2 separate regions of the Mus musculus genome follow, and region 2 is linked to region 1. Evidence: chromatin contacts called from ENCODE Hi-C or POLR2A ChIA-PET data. All regions are on one chromosome and are shown on one strand. The core of a region is the stretch at or near the end of the contact, and the rest is flanking DNA. Distances in the headings are between cores, read along the strand shown. Region 1 holds the start of Poldip2 (polymerase (DNA-directed), delta interacting protein 2). Region 2 holds the start of Tmem97 (transmembrane protein 97).

Evidence for each region. Hi-C counts contacts between places; a loop is a spot of excess contacts on that map. ChIA-PET counts read pairs that join two places held with the same protein, here RNA polymerase II (POLR2A).
Region 2: POLR2A ChIA-PET joins it to region 1 with 15 read pairs in embryonic stem cell. The contact joins the promoter of Tmem97 here to the promoter of Poldip2 in region 1. A Hi-C loop is called at or near these places in 1 of 37 maps with a recorded cell type or tissue (heart). POLR2A ChIA-PET finds 5 or more read pairs at or near these places in 5 of 5 experiments (Patski and embryonic stem cell).

What each region holds. Positions count from the first base shown.
Region 1 is chr11:78,509,756-78,516,305 of GRCm38, forward strand. It overlaps Poldip2 (polymerase (DNA-directed), delta interacting protein 2), which reads left to right and starts at 2,541. Exons shown (of 11, transcript NM_026389.3): 1 at 2,541-2,717; 2 at 4,165-4,246; 3 at 5,333-5,430. The coding sequence starts at 2,557. Tmem199 (transmembrane protein 199) reads right to left here and starts at 2,413. Exons shown (of 6, transcript NM_199199.3): 1 at 2,142-2,413; 2 at 593-666; 3 at 1-59. The coding sequence starts at 2,352.
Region 2 is chr11:78,547,226-78,553,775 of GRCm38, forward strand. It overlaps Tmem97 (transmembrane protein 97), which reads right to left and starts at 3,510. Exons shown (of 3, transcript NM_133706.2): 1 at 3,303-3,510. The coding sequence starts at 3,428.

The DNA.
Region 1 (6,550 bases), core at 1,291-3,790:
TACTCCTCATTGGCTAGCTGTATCTTAATCTTCTCTAGCCGGGCAACTAGCTCTGGATTCTAAACAAAAATAAGCACGTGAGAAGAATGATATTCTTTTACATGTTTCCAAAGACCACTGTACTCCTAATGGTGCTGGGACACCGCACACCTGTTATGCTTGCACTGCTTTGGAAAATGGTTCACTGAGTCTCAGTTTTCCAAAGCCGTCAGAGAGGTTTCTCTCCCTGATCTTAGACTCCCAACAGCTTTTGGTTTTGTTTTTTTAAATCCTTTGTACATGCACATAAACCCGAGCAGCAGTACATGTGTGCAGGGAAGAGATAACCTTTGGGAGTCAGCCTTTCCCTCCACCATGGGGGTCCTAAGGACAGAACCCAGGTTGCCTGCCATGCTTGGTAGCAAGTGCCCCCACTCATTGAGGTATTTCACTGGCCCCCAAATTTTATGTATTTATTGGTGCTAGGGCCTTGTCAAGTACTATCCCACTGAGCCACAGCTCAGCTTTTCCAAAGAATTAAAATATAAGATTTCAAACCCAAAAGCTGATTAATAAAACCTGTACCCAACTCTCACAAATTTCTGTTACATACCCGGGGAGGCTTCACAATCTCTGGAAAGTAGATGTCACTGCCTTCTAGGAGTTCATGAAGATACAGCCTGGAATCTGGAAAGAATAAGGTTCCACATAATGACACGTGCAGCTGAGGCTGGAAAGCTAAGATGACAGAAGTGGGTAGCCCTAATTTTTACCCAAATAAAACACGGCCATCCCTGTAAACTCATATATATTTCATATTTAACTCATATATTTCATATATAACTCGTATATATATATATATATATATATCATATTTCACTGAAGTTAAGATGGAAGTAGTAAACCTGGGGTTTATGAGAAGGCTTTTGGACTGGATATATGAGAACTCGGTAGGCACTGGAGAGTGATATGGGGGAAAATACGCCTCAGAAAGGATTAGATCTGAAAAGAACGCGGCGACTCTTGATTGGGGACCGCTCACTTCTTTCTCTCATATATAGATATATTGTTGAGACAAGGCTGATATATGTATATACATACACATATCATGTAGACCAGGCTGGCTCAGAACTCATTATGAAACCAGTCTAACCTTAAGTTCATTTAGATACACCTAGCTGTCTCTTGAATTCTCATGTACTTCATCTAGACAACTCACAATCTTACTGCCTCAGCCCCTTGGGTTTCAGGTACGTGCCATGCCCAACCTTGTGATCATTTTCTTTCTCTCCTTGTGTTTATTCAATTATTTTTCATTTTACTCAAGATAACTTTCAACTAGGAAAGATTTAGGACAATTCCACCTAAGTATTTTTTAGTGTCATAGAGTGGACTTTAACTGTCAGTCTTCGTTACCAACCCTACCTCACCACTACCAATGGTAGGTTATTTCTGTGAAAATAATAGATCTGTCCTAGTCAGGATTGGGTTGTGATGCTAAACACTCAGCGGACACTGTATTAGAGGATCTTTTTCTAAGATTCTCTTAAGTCTAAATAGTTGATCATCTACCCTTTGCACTTCTGGCCAGGATATGTTAACTCTGGCAAGGTAAGTTACATGCCAGTTTACCCTATTCCCTACCTTAACATAAGTAAATAGGTCTGAAAAGGAGAAATGACTTCTTTACAATGTCTAGAACTACATGCGACTCAATCCAGATCTTTCAATAGTTTTTGTTGTTGTTACCGTTTCCCTACCCTCACCCCTAAACTGGGGCTTGCACCTTTACCTTTGAGATGGAAGGAAAAAAAATCACTTTTTCCAAACACGATATGCTCACTATTGATATATGGCCCTCAAATGGAGAAACTCAACCTGTCAGATAGTACTGGGCTACAATCTCGACTTCCTAAAAAAATTCACATGGACTTAGGTGGCACTAAAAGAGGACTCAACAAAATCTGAAAATACGTTTTGTAACACACTAAGAATTTTCACGGAAGTTAAGATGGAAGTAGTAAACCTGGGGTTTATGAGAAGGCTTTTGGACTGGATATATGAGAACTCGGTAGGCACTCGAGAGTGATGGGGGGAAAATACGCCTCAGAAGGGATTAGATCTGAAAAGAACGCGGCGACTCTTGAATGGGGACCGCTCACTTCTTTCTCTCAGGTGCTGATGCAGATCTCGGATGAGACGGAATGAAACCAGGCGCCGGGGTCCCGTGGCATTATCACTGCCCGCGTGTTTCTTTCCCAGAGCAGCCTCGAGCTGGGCACGCAGCTTCCGGGGGAGCTGCTCCCGTTCCAGTTCTCCGCCAGGACCCAAAGCGCGAACCAGTCGTTCGCCGGCAAGCAAGGAAGACGCCATTTCTGCCTCACGCTCTGATCAGGTGATCCCAAACTCGGACTTCCGCTCACAGGCGCCGGATGTAGCTGGAGGAGCCCACGCGGCCGCGGGGGGCGGGCCCGAGGGGAGGGGCTTAGGCGCGGGGCAGTGTGGGGCGGGGGCGGGACGGCGCCCCGCCGCGGGTCGGGCCCTGTGTCAGCAGCCGAGCGGGCGCTCGGGCGGGACATGGCTGGTTGTGTGGCCCGACGGGCCCTAGCAGTGGGCAGCCGCTGGTGGTCTCGGTCGCTGGCCACGACCCGAGGGTCGAGGCCACTGTGTGCGGTCGGTGGAGCAGGGGGCCTTCCGCCGGTGGCCACAGCGACGACCCGAAGGCATCTGTCGTCCCGGTGAGGGACGGAGAGAGGGGGCCAGGGAGCCGGGCCCAGAATCTAGGGAGCGTTTTCTACCTAGCTACTAAGGAAGCCAGGAGGCCTGACTCTGTTTGGGCAGCCGGAGTGCCACCTGAGAAAGGGTCCCGAGGAGAGAGCCGACACGGGCTGCTTGGGACATGTGCCAAGAGCAAAGAAGGGAGCACTGCCCAGGGCCCTGGCAGTGCAGGGCAGCTCCGAGGGAGAACAAGTAACGCTTCTTAGGCGAATCCTGCCTCCCAGGCTGGGGTCCCCGGCACCTGGAGTGGGCTGCCATTTAATACAACTACAGGGATCCCCGGGCCCTTTTGGGTCAGTGACTCTCAGAAATATGCTATTCTGTGGGAAACAAGTCGATTTAAGTGTCTACCTTTGTGGGTCCTGTTTCCATGTGACCTTGGGGAGACTGATTTTGCCCATGTGACTTGGGAAATAGGGGTTGAGGCTCGGGGGGGGGGGGGCGGTGTAAACAAAGCCTTGTAGGGATCAGACAGGATTGAAAAGTTGGCTATGAAGTTAACATTTCCAAAGTAACATTACAGTGCTTTGATGGATCCATAGCAAAATTAATCCTATTTAAAAGGATAAGTTGATGGAAATGACCTGATAGTGGTTAAGGGAGGTATTTGCTATTTAAGACAAGTAAATGTGAAAAGACACTGGGTGGAGACACGGCAGTGCTAAGTGTACTGTGTGGGGTACCTTTGAGAATCTAGAAATGCTAGGTCCTGAGGTCAGGGTAAAGACTTAGAATTTACAGCACAGTTGAATGTGTAGGATTGGGAGAATCATGCTGTGTAGCCAGATGGGCCCAGAACCTGTTATTTTCCAGCCTTAGCCTTAAGAGCCCTGGGATTACCGATGTGTGGAACCATTTTTGGTTCAGAACAATTCTTCCAAGTAGCAAATGCCAGGCTTAGTGAGTATACTGCCAAGCAGCAGTGGGTAAAAGTAGAGACAGAAGAACTGCTTGCCTCAGAACAAATGCTTTTTGAGCACCTCTTACACACTAGGCATGTCTCTCAGGTCCTTAATGGACTCAAGGCATGCATACCAGGAACTGAAATGCAAAGTTGGAAGGATGGTTAACATGTGGGGGGGGGGGAAGACCCGGAGGGTGGGTGAAGGTGTGCATTGAAACAGGATATGCAAGAATAAGAATGACTTTGGAAATGCTAAGTAAAGATAGAAGGAAGTAAGTTTGGAGTAGTCACACAAAACCCTGGAAGACTGGGAGACCTTCACCATGTAGATGCCCATGGCTGGATCTTAAATGAGGAAAAGCAGCATCCTGGGCCTTGGCTGTCATTGCCCTGACCCTGCAGAGTACTAGGGGGCTTTCTTTGTTCACGTGTCTGATTTTTCCTGGCGAAGGACTGCTGTCTTCTCAGGGTCTCACTTGCTTGTTCTTTTCCTTCCCACTCAGGAACCGTGCAGAGGGCAAAGTGCTGGAGACAGTTGGTGTGTTTGAGGTGCCAAAACAAAATGGAAAATATGAGACTGGGCAGGTAGGTACTGTGCTAGGTCTCCTCTCATTTTCATGGACTATTCTGTTTCTGAATGCAGCTAAGTTTGGTCAGAATATTGAATCTCAGCGGTATTTGTATCTTTTCATTCTTCATCTCTTTGCCCACCGGTCTTAGAGACAGATGCCATCTGCTGAGCTACACCCCAAGTTTCAATCCATCTTCATTTTGACCAAGATAAATTTTGGACTTGTTTTGAGGCAGAGTCTTCTGTGTAGCTTAGTTTAGCCTTGACTCATTCTGTAACCCACGGTGACCTTGACATTGCAAACTCGTTCCCTTATGGAATACTTGTGTTACAGATGTGTGTAACCATGTTCAGCTCAGAATCACAAATTAAGAAAAAAAAGGTTGTTTTTGTTTTTTTTTTTTACATTGATTTATTTAGAATGGGTATGTGTGTACACGTGCGTGTGTGCATGCGCCCAGGCATGGAGATCAAAGAACAACTGATAGTATGTATTCTTACGTGTGAATGCATGTGCACTAGAGTCACAAAACTTGTTAAAGATGGATTTCTGGAGATATGTGTATAATAGCATCAAATCCCAGCACTCCAGAAGCAGGGGCAGAAGGATCACTTCAAGTTGGAGGTCTAGTGTAGTGATACTCTTAAAACACAGTAAGAAGCAGGCGATGTGGCTCGACTGGTCAAGGCACTTGCTGAGGAAGCCTAGAAGTAAAGGTGAGGACAGAACTGACTCCAGAGTCACATAGCCCCAGGTAACCCAATGCCTCTGACTTCCTTGGGTCCCTGCACTCAAGTGCATGGTACCCAGATACAGATCCACACATATAACTAAAGTAAAACAAATCCTTAAAGCAGACAGTTATAATCAGTGGCTCTGCGCTGCAGTAAGAGGAGGGCAGGGCAAGGAAAGTTCCCTGGAGGCCAAAGGTGATCTGAAAGGTTGGGGTCAGCCTGGTGACAGGCATGAGAATACTTCAGTAGTTTGAGGGCAAAGCTGGGGAGACTGCTGTAGTTGCTTCTACCCAGGCCGCTATGGTCGGGGCCCACTTGGATGGATCTTCGAGACAGCAGGCTCATCGAGATCTCTCTCCTCCTAGCTATTCCTCCATAGTGTTTTTGGCTACCGAGGGGTCGTCCTGTTTCCCTGGCAGGCCAGACTGTATGACCGGGATGTGGCTTCTGCAACTCCAGAAAAGTAAGTTTCTCTATCTTATCTCATGGTGTCCTCAGGTGGCCTGACTTGTGGCAGACACATGCAGTTGGGGTAAAAACAGCATCCCTTGGGCTTTAGAAATAACCCCAAGCCAGGCGTGGTACTGTACACTTTAATCCCAGCACTTGGGAGGCAGAAACAGGAGGGTCTCTGAGTTCAAAGCCAGCTTGGTTTACAGAGTGAGCTCCAGAACTGCAAAAGAGCCAGGCCTTTGTAGAGAGACCCTGTTTCAGAAAACAAAACAAACAGGAACAAAACAAAACAACCCAACCAACTAAAATAAAGGAAATAATCCCAGAGTGTTTCTTTGGCACTCATCCCCATGGAGACAAAAGTGCTATGGGGTCTCTGTGGGCCTCCCCAGAACTGTCTGTCCTTCCTTTTTATAATCTGAACCCCAGAGAATGTTTTAGGGAACAGTTTTCTTGATTTATTTTCTTACTTTTTTTTACTTCTTTTCTTTTAAAAAAGTTTGTTTTTATTTTGTGTATATGGATGTTTTGCCTGGAAGTGTCTGTGTACAGTACTCAGGGAGGCCAGAAGAGGGCGCTGGGTCCTGAGACTGGAATTAGAGATGGTGGTGAGCTGTCATGAGTGTTGGAAACCAAGCCTGGGTCCTCCATTAGAGCAGCAGTGCCCTTTAAACACAGCCATTTTTTACCCCTTCTCCTTTATGATTATTATTGAGTTTACCTTTTGATTTATTTCAATATTATTTATTACATGACTCTGGTTGCCCTAAACACATGAGATCTGTGTACCTCTGCCTCTGTCAGCCCAGTGCTGAGGAGGGCATGAGTTTCCACACCAGGCTATTCTTAATCCCTCCCTTTCTGAAGATTTTATTTTTATATAATGCATATGAATGTTATGCCTGCATGTAGCTCTGTGTCCCACATTCATGCAGTGCTCCTGGAGGCCAGAAGAGGGTGTAGATTCTTCAGAACTTGAGTTAAAGACAGTGTGAACTTCTTGTGGGTGCTGGAAACTAAACTTGGGTCCTCTGGACGAGCAGTTGGTGCTCTCAACCACTAAGCCCTCTTTCTAGCCCTGCTTTTTGGTTTCTTTTTTTTTTTTAAAAAGATTTATTTATTTATTTATT
Region 2 (6,550 bases), core at 2,260-4,759, 38 kb after region 1:
TCTTCTGATACATATGCAGCTAGAGACACGAGCTCTGGGGTTACTGGTTAGTTCATATTGTTGTTCCAAATATAGGGTTGCAGACCCCTTCAGCTCCTTGGGTGCTTTCTCTAGCTCCTCCATTGGGGGCCCTGTGTTCCATCTTATAGATGACTGTGAGCATCCACTTCTGTATTTGCCAGGCACTGGCATAGCCTCATATGAGACAGCTATAACAGGGTCCCTTCAGCAAAATCAATCTGGCATTGTGCAATAGTGTCTGGGTTTGGTGGCTGATTATGGGATGGATCCCCGGGTGGGGTAGTCTCTGAATAGTCCATCCTTTTGTCTTAGCTCCAAACGTTGTCTCTGTAACTCCTTCCATGGGTATTTTGTTCCCTCTTCTAAGGAGGAGTGAAGTATCCACCCATTAAAACCCAACTTTTTACTTGTGGTGTAGCTCAGCACTTAGCACACAACTTTAATCCCTCTGGCTAGAACACAGACACGTTCTTAGAATTCACCTCTCATTTCATCCCAAACAATTAAGGTAAAGTTAGTTTGTAGAAGGAAGCACCTGTGTTTGAAAGTGATTTCTAATTGAGTGGCAAAGTGATGAATCAGAGAAAGATTTGACAGGATAGCATATGCCCAATTCTCATGGGGAAGAAAGGGAAGCTACTTGAGATAGAGCAGAGAGAGAAAAAAAAGAGGGAGGAGAAAGGCAGTTTTACAGGAAGAAACTGGTTCCAGACAGAACAAACTAGATATAGATGAAGACAGAACAAGCCAGAGGATGAGAAGGCGCCAGATTAGAACAGATTGCCAGTATGAGTTTGAGGCCAAGCAGATTAATTCAGGAGAGGCCCAGACAGAAGTCTGGTTGAGAGAGGAGTTTGAGCCAGAACAGCTAAGTTGAACCAGCCAGCCAGAGTTCAGGGAAAAAAAGAACAGATGAGCTTATTCAGCAGTAAGTTTCAGAGGCAGAAAACACTCTAGGTCTAGTTAAGACTGTACAGAGGCCAGAAGCTTCCAGGACTAGGCCTAGCTAAGTTAACAGATGGTGGCAGCAAATGTTTACTCTGAGATGACAATTACAAGAGGAGAATAAAAGTGATGTAACAGGAAGCTAATAAAAGTCCACCAGATCAAACAGAGATTGGGCATGGTGAAGTGAGCTTTCCGTATTTGGGGGGTAGAAACAGGAGTTCTGTGAGTTTGAGACCCACCAGGTCTAGATACTGAGTTACAGGACACCTGGAGCTACACAGTGAGACACCATCTTGAAAAACAAACAAAAATAAAATGTTTAAGTGGTGGTCTGCATGATGCTGGTCACATCTAGTTGTTTCAGGAGTGGTGAGCAAGGATGGGTGCAAGCAGTCAGAAGGTAAACCAGGAATTGCCAGGGAAACAGGCTGGGTTTTCAAAGTTGTGAGGCCCTATTTCAAAAAACCTGTCACTCAAGCCAGGTGATGCCTGTAAACCCAGTGCAGCTCAATTGGTGAATTCAATTTTTAAACAAACCAAACCCAACCCAACCAAACAACAAAAACAAACCTCAAACACAATACCAAAGGAAAAACAAGGGCTATGGGTAGCTCAGTATGCAAAGCCCTGGGTTTTATCTCCACTGCTACCAAACCCCAAAGAAACAGTGACTCCCCTTCTTCATGGCTATAGCTAGTGCAAAGTTTTGATGGCCTCTTTGTAGTTGTCAGGCCCTTCCGTGGCAGCAGGCTGACAGCACTCAAAGGTATCATGTCCTAATCCATGTCCAATAGGACCACAGGTGTACAGAAGGATGTTCAAAGGGGAGGTTTTCCTGGGTTACATGGTGGGCCCTCGTGAATTACAAGTGACCTTATAAAAGGCAGAGAGAGATGTGAATACAGATGAAGTGGCAATATGACGGATGACCTGCAGAGATTGCAGTGAAAGGGCCACAGCCAAAGAAAGGTCAGTGGGTAGACTGTGCGGCCTGAGTGTGATCCGCAGCTCTGCAAACCCAGCCACCTGGAAGAGGCAAGGAGTGTAGTCTACCTTTGAGCCTGAGACCGAACATTCTAAATTTCTAACCTCCGAGCAGCTTAAGCATAACGTTGGGGGTAAAGTAAGCCACTGCGTTTGTGACAATGTCTTAGAGGAGTGAAACAAATCAACTTAACTTGATAACACACTGGTTTTGGTGCTGGGATTTGAATCCAGGGCCTCGTGCATGCTGGCCAATGTTTTTACTACGGAGCCACAGCCTCAATCCCACAATCTTTTGAGTTTACAATCTAAAGCTGTAGCTACATGTCAGTTACAGCCTGGCCTGAGGTCCTCTTGCAATGGATTCAAATGAACTATTATTTTAAGGGGAAAAAAAAGTAGGATCCATAGGGCCCTCAACATGTCCACAGGCAGCCAGTCCTTGGGAAAGCAGCACCACAGACCGGTGCTCTTGCCACATGCTACCTACGGGTTTCCCCTGTAGATCAAAGGTCTTTGCAATCCCGTGGTTCCACAAACAAACCAAAAAGACTTAAGGGAGTGGGGGGTGACACTGCTGATGGTGTCACTCCTTAACTTTGTTGAGTAGGTGACAATTCCTGTGTCATGTCCTCTCAGAGAACACAAGGCACATGTCATTTTGCAGCCACCATTGAGAATTTACGGATTTAAGATTAAGAACTGCCCTGCAAAGAAGAAACATTTAAAGAGCATTTCAGCCATTTCAAACATTTAGGTGGATAAGTCCGTCAGTAGATTGGAGAGGCATGCTTAATCTTGACCTTAAAATCGGGTCAAAGAATGCTCTCCAAAGCGCAGGGAACGGTAGCTCATCTTCAAACAATTCAAAACTGACTTGGAAAAGCGACATTTCCTCAACTGCTCCTCAAGCTAGATCCAGACCCAGAAGGAGTGTATGAATGCCACGAGCACTAACCAAGGGCTAACCCTTCAGTCATTTTATTCTACTACGCAGGACTTTTTTTTCTTTCTCGGCTTACACTGGACTTTTAAAGTCCATCCAAACGCAATAGATTCAACACGTGACAGACACTGGTTCACCCAGGCAACTTCCCTCAGCCAACTGCCGTAGTTAAAACCATGGGAGCGAAACACACCCAGGCAAAGGTTTTGCAAAGGATTGGCGAGTACATGGGGCTCAAACCCAGGACCTCCTAGGCATGCGCCCTACCATTGGGTTGCACCCTCAGTTCCGCTCTGAAAAAAACAAAGCGGTGGTCAACGGCTGGGGACAGCCGGCTGGGGCCGAAGTCAGGCACGGAGCCAACAGAAATCAGGACGGCCACGTGGGGACCCCTGAGCCTCACCTCCTGCGGGTATAGTTCGGGCGGCAGCACCGCCTGCAGGTCGATGAACAGCGTGATGGGGATGTGCGAGACGAAGTAGAGGCCCAAGAGCCACTCGACACAGCGCCTAGCTGCCAGGGCCCCCATGTTCCCTCCTGTCCGTTGGGCTACGACTGGCAAGCCGGTGATAGAAGCCTGCTACGTGGTTAGAAGCCCCGCGCCCGAGCTGTGCCGTCCCGCCCCCGGCTCACACAGGCCGTACCTATTGGTCGAAGGGGAAAAACAGAAGCGGCTCGTGAGTGGGTGGAGGCCCTCGTGGCCCGCCCATATAGCGGGGCTATAGTTTGAATGATGGCCTACCTGTTGTTTCCATTGGCTGCTGGGAGTACCGCGTGAGGGGGCGTGGCTCTGAGCGGTCCACGTCGGCGGGTGCGCGTGTGCAGCCTCGGGCTGCGTGCGCTGGTCTTCCCTGTGCCACGAGTGTTTTATTCGCTGGGTTCTGTTCCGTATTGGGACCCCGGGCCAGTAAAACCAGAACCCGCAGTGGCAGTTTAGGAGCGCTGCGAGCCGGACTTTCCTGCTGGCTCCAAAATCACTGCTCAGCCCACAAATAATGATTTTATATGATGGACCCTGATAGGCCTGGGACAAGATGGGGGCTGCCATTCGATGAGAATAGGGAACACAGGACTTGGGTTCAAGGGAAAGGAAATTAAGTTTGTGCTTTGTATACACTGAGCAGGGTTAGGGCTTGGGTACTGCTAAGTATAGAGCATTTACTTAGCACTCAAGAAGGCCCGACTTCCATCTCTTGCACCATTTGAACCAGAGCCCCAAAGGGCCGGGTGTGGACAGAAATCTGTAAGGTCTAGGCCAGCCTGGTCTACAGGCAAGCTAGGGATACATAGAGCCTGTCTCAGACCAAACCAACCAACCAAAGAGACCTTGAGCAGGCAGGCGGGCAGTTGGATGAACTTGGTTTAGATTTGTGAGAGCATTTGAAGGTTAGAGAGCGAAGGGCATTAAGAGATCCTACAGAATCATAAGGGTCATGGGAGGAGATGACCAAGCGAATGATGGTCACAGGGAAGAATGGAGTAGCTGTGTCACGGTTGACACTGAGTGCTGTCCACCAGTACCAATGAGAAGTCCTATGGCTGGAGAGCAGTGTATTGGGAGGTAGGGAAATGGAGACAGAGTGTAGACAACTGGTCGGGAAGAGGTAGAGAAATGGACCCCACGTGTCCTTCTCTTTCTTTTGTATTCACTTTTTGAGACAGCCTCTCACTATGTAACCCTGTGACTGGCTGTGTAGACAAGGCTAGCCTGAACCTCACAGAGATTCACCCTGCCTCTGCCTTCCAAGTGCTGGAATTAAAGTCATAGGCACCATGCTTGCTCCAGTGTGCCCATTTCAGCAAAGGAGACTGGGATGTCTAAATGGGTTTGAAGTTTCTGCCCAGAGAAGTGAAGGAAAGTATAGCTAAGGGAAAGCAAAAATTAGGGTTAGGTAGGGTAGTCTGTGTGCCCAGTGGTAGCTACCATAGTACTAAGACAGAGGGGTTGGCGTTGCTGAGGTAGATGGCTCTCAGTGTTGGGTCTGCTCAGGAAAGCATTTTGGATGCATCAGGGAGAGGGTGGTCAGGAAGATAAAGGTGAGCCGAAGAAGGTGGACAAGTGGTTGACATAATAGACTGTGGGACCCAAGGACGACAGGGACAGATGAGGCAACAGGCACTGATAACTAGAAAGTAGAGAGGTAAATGACTTAGGCCCTGCTGAGCATGTCAGTGGGCCAGGAGTTTGGGGGTGTACTGTAAGATTTCTGGTGTCAGGATATTCTGCCTTCCAGGCCTGGCTGCAATGCTCTAGTGGGAGGATCTCTAGAGATGTGGTCAATGCCCAGAGAACCCAGTGCACTAAGGAAACAACAGAGGAAGGTGGGTGAGGGCAGAGCCAGGCATTACCTTCAGATGTGGCCTTGGAGAGCTGGGAGGCAGGTGACCTGGTTTCAAGGAATGTGGGAAATCAAACAGCTGTGGTAAGCTAAGCCCTAGACAAAGCCAGGTGCCAGTTTCTGAGGTGACTGCTGAGGGTGAGGAGAGCAGTGAGCAGGGTGGAGAGAGACACAGCAGCACAGCAGGGGCAAAGTCTGAGTAGATGCCATTTGAAAACATAGGTCTGCTTGCAGGTGGCTTGCTCAGGAGCTCAGGGACAAAGGACAAGTGTTCAGTGTCCAAAACTTTTTAGACATACTCCAAATCCCTCCTCCTTTCCCTCCCTCCCTCCCTTCCTTCTTTCCTTCCTTTATTTTATTTTCCCCATTAGTTTTTCAAGACAGGATTTCTCTGTGTAATCCTGGCTGTCCTGGAACTCTGTAGATCAGGCTGGCTCTGCTGAGTCCTGAATGGCCTAGGAAGGGACAGTATGACATGGTTTCCTGCCCCTGGAGCAGAGCCAGCAGAATGTGGCCTCCATGAGTATTGACAGTTGTTGGGTGTGAGGCTTGTTCATATATATATATATATATATATATATATATATATATATATAAAATCTTCATATTGCTCTTTGGAGAAATACTCTCCCTGCCAAGGTTATTGGTGAATGTCCTTTCTACCAAGGTTAATGATTCCATGATAATCAGAGACTATAAGTCTGTGTGACTCAGTGTGAGGGTAAGTCTATGTCCTTAGTAAAAATGGTAAGGCTGTGACCTTCAGGACAGTCCTAAGGCTGTGGAAAAGAACTCTGAAAACATGAGATCAAAAATTATATAATTTTGAAACTATGAAAACTATAAGGCTGTGATATGAATTATATGAGGGGCTTCACAGACCTAAAAGAACAGAGGCATCTGCACTGTGAGCCAGCGTGTCAGAAAGATACAAAGGCAGGCAGATTCCTGAGTTCAAGGTCAGCCTGGGACAGAGCAAATTGAAGCCCAGGTGTGCTGATCTCAGAGATGGATCCCACCCAGCTAGCTTATTGTCTGTGCTTACAAAGGCAGACAGATCTCTGAATTCCTTTGCAATGTTAAGACAAATGCGCTTGCTTTTTCCTAGGGGTCAAGGGGCTAAAGTCAAAAAATGCTGATTGGTGGTATAATCACAAGGGAACATGGGGTGGATGACTGAATTGATCTATAAATGAAAGACTGGGTCTGAGAGAGCTGAGATCTCTGGAGATCTTCAGAAAGCTTTCTGGAACAGAACACAGGCTGTCAGCTTGTACCCCATGGTTGACTTTGAGCTGTTCTTTGGCTGCTT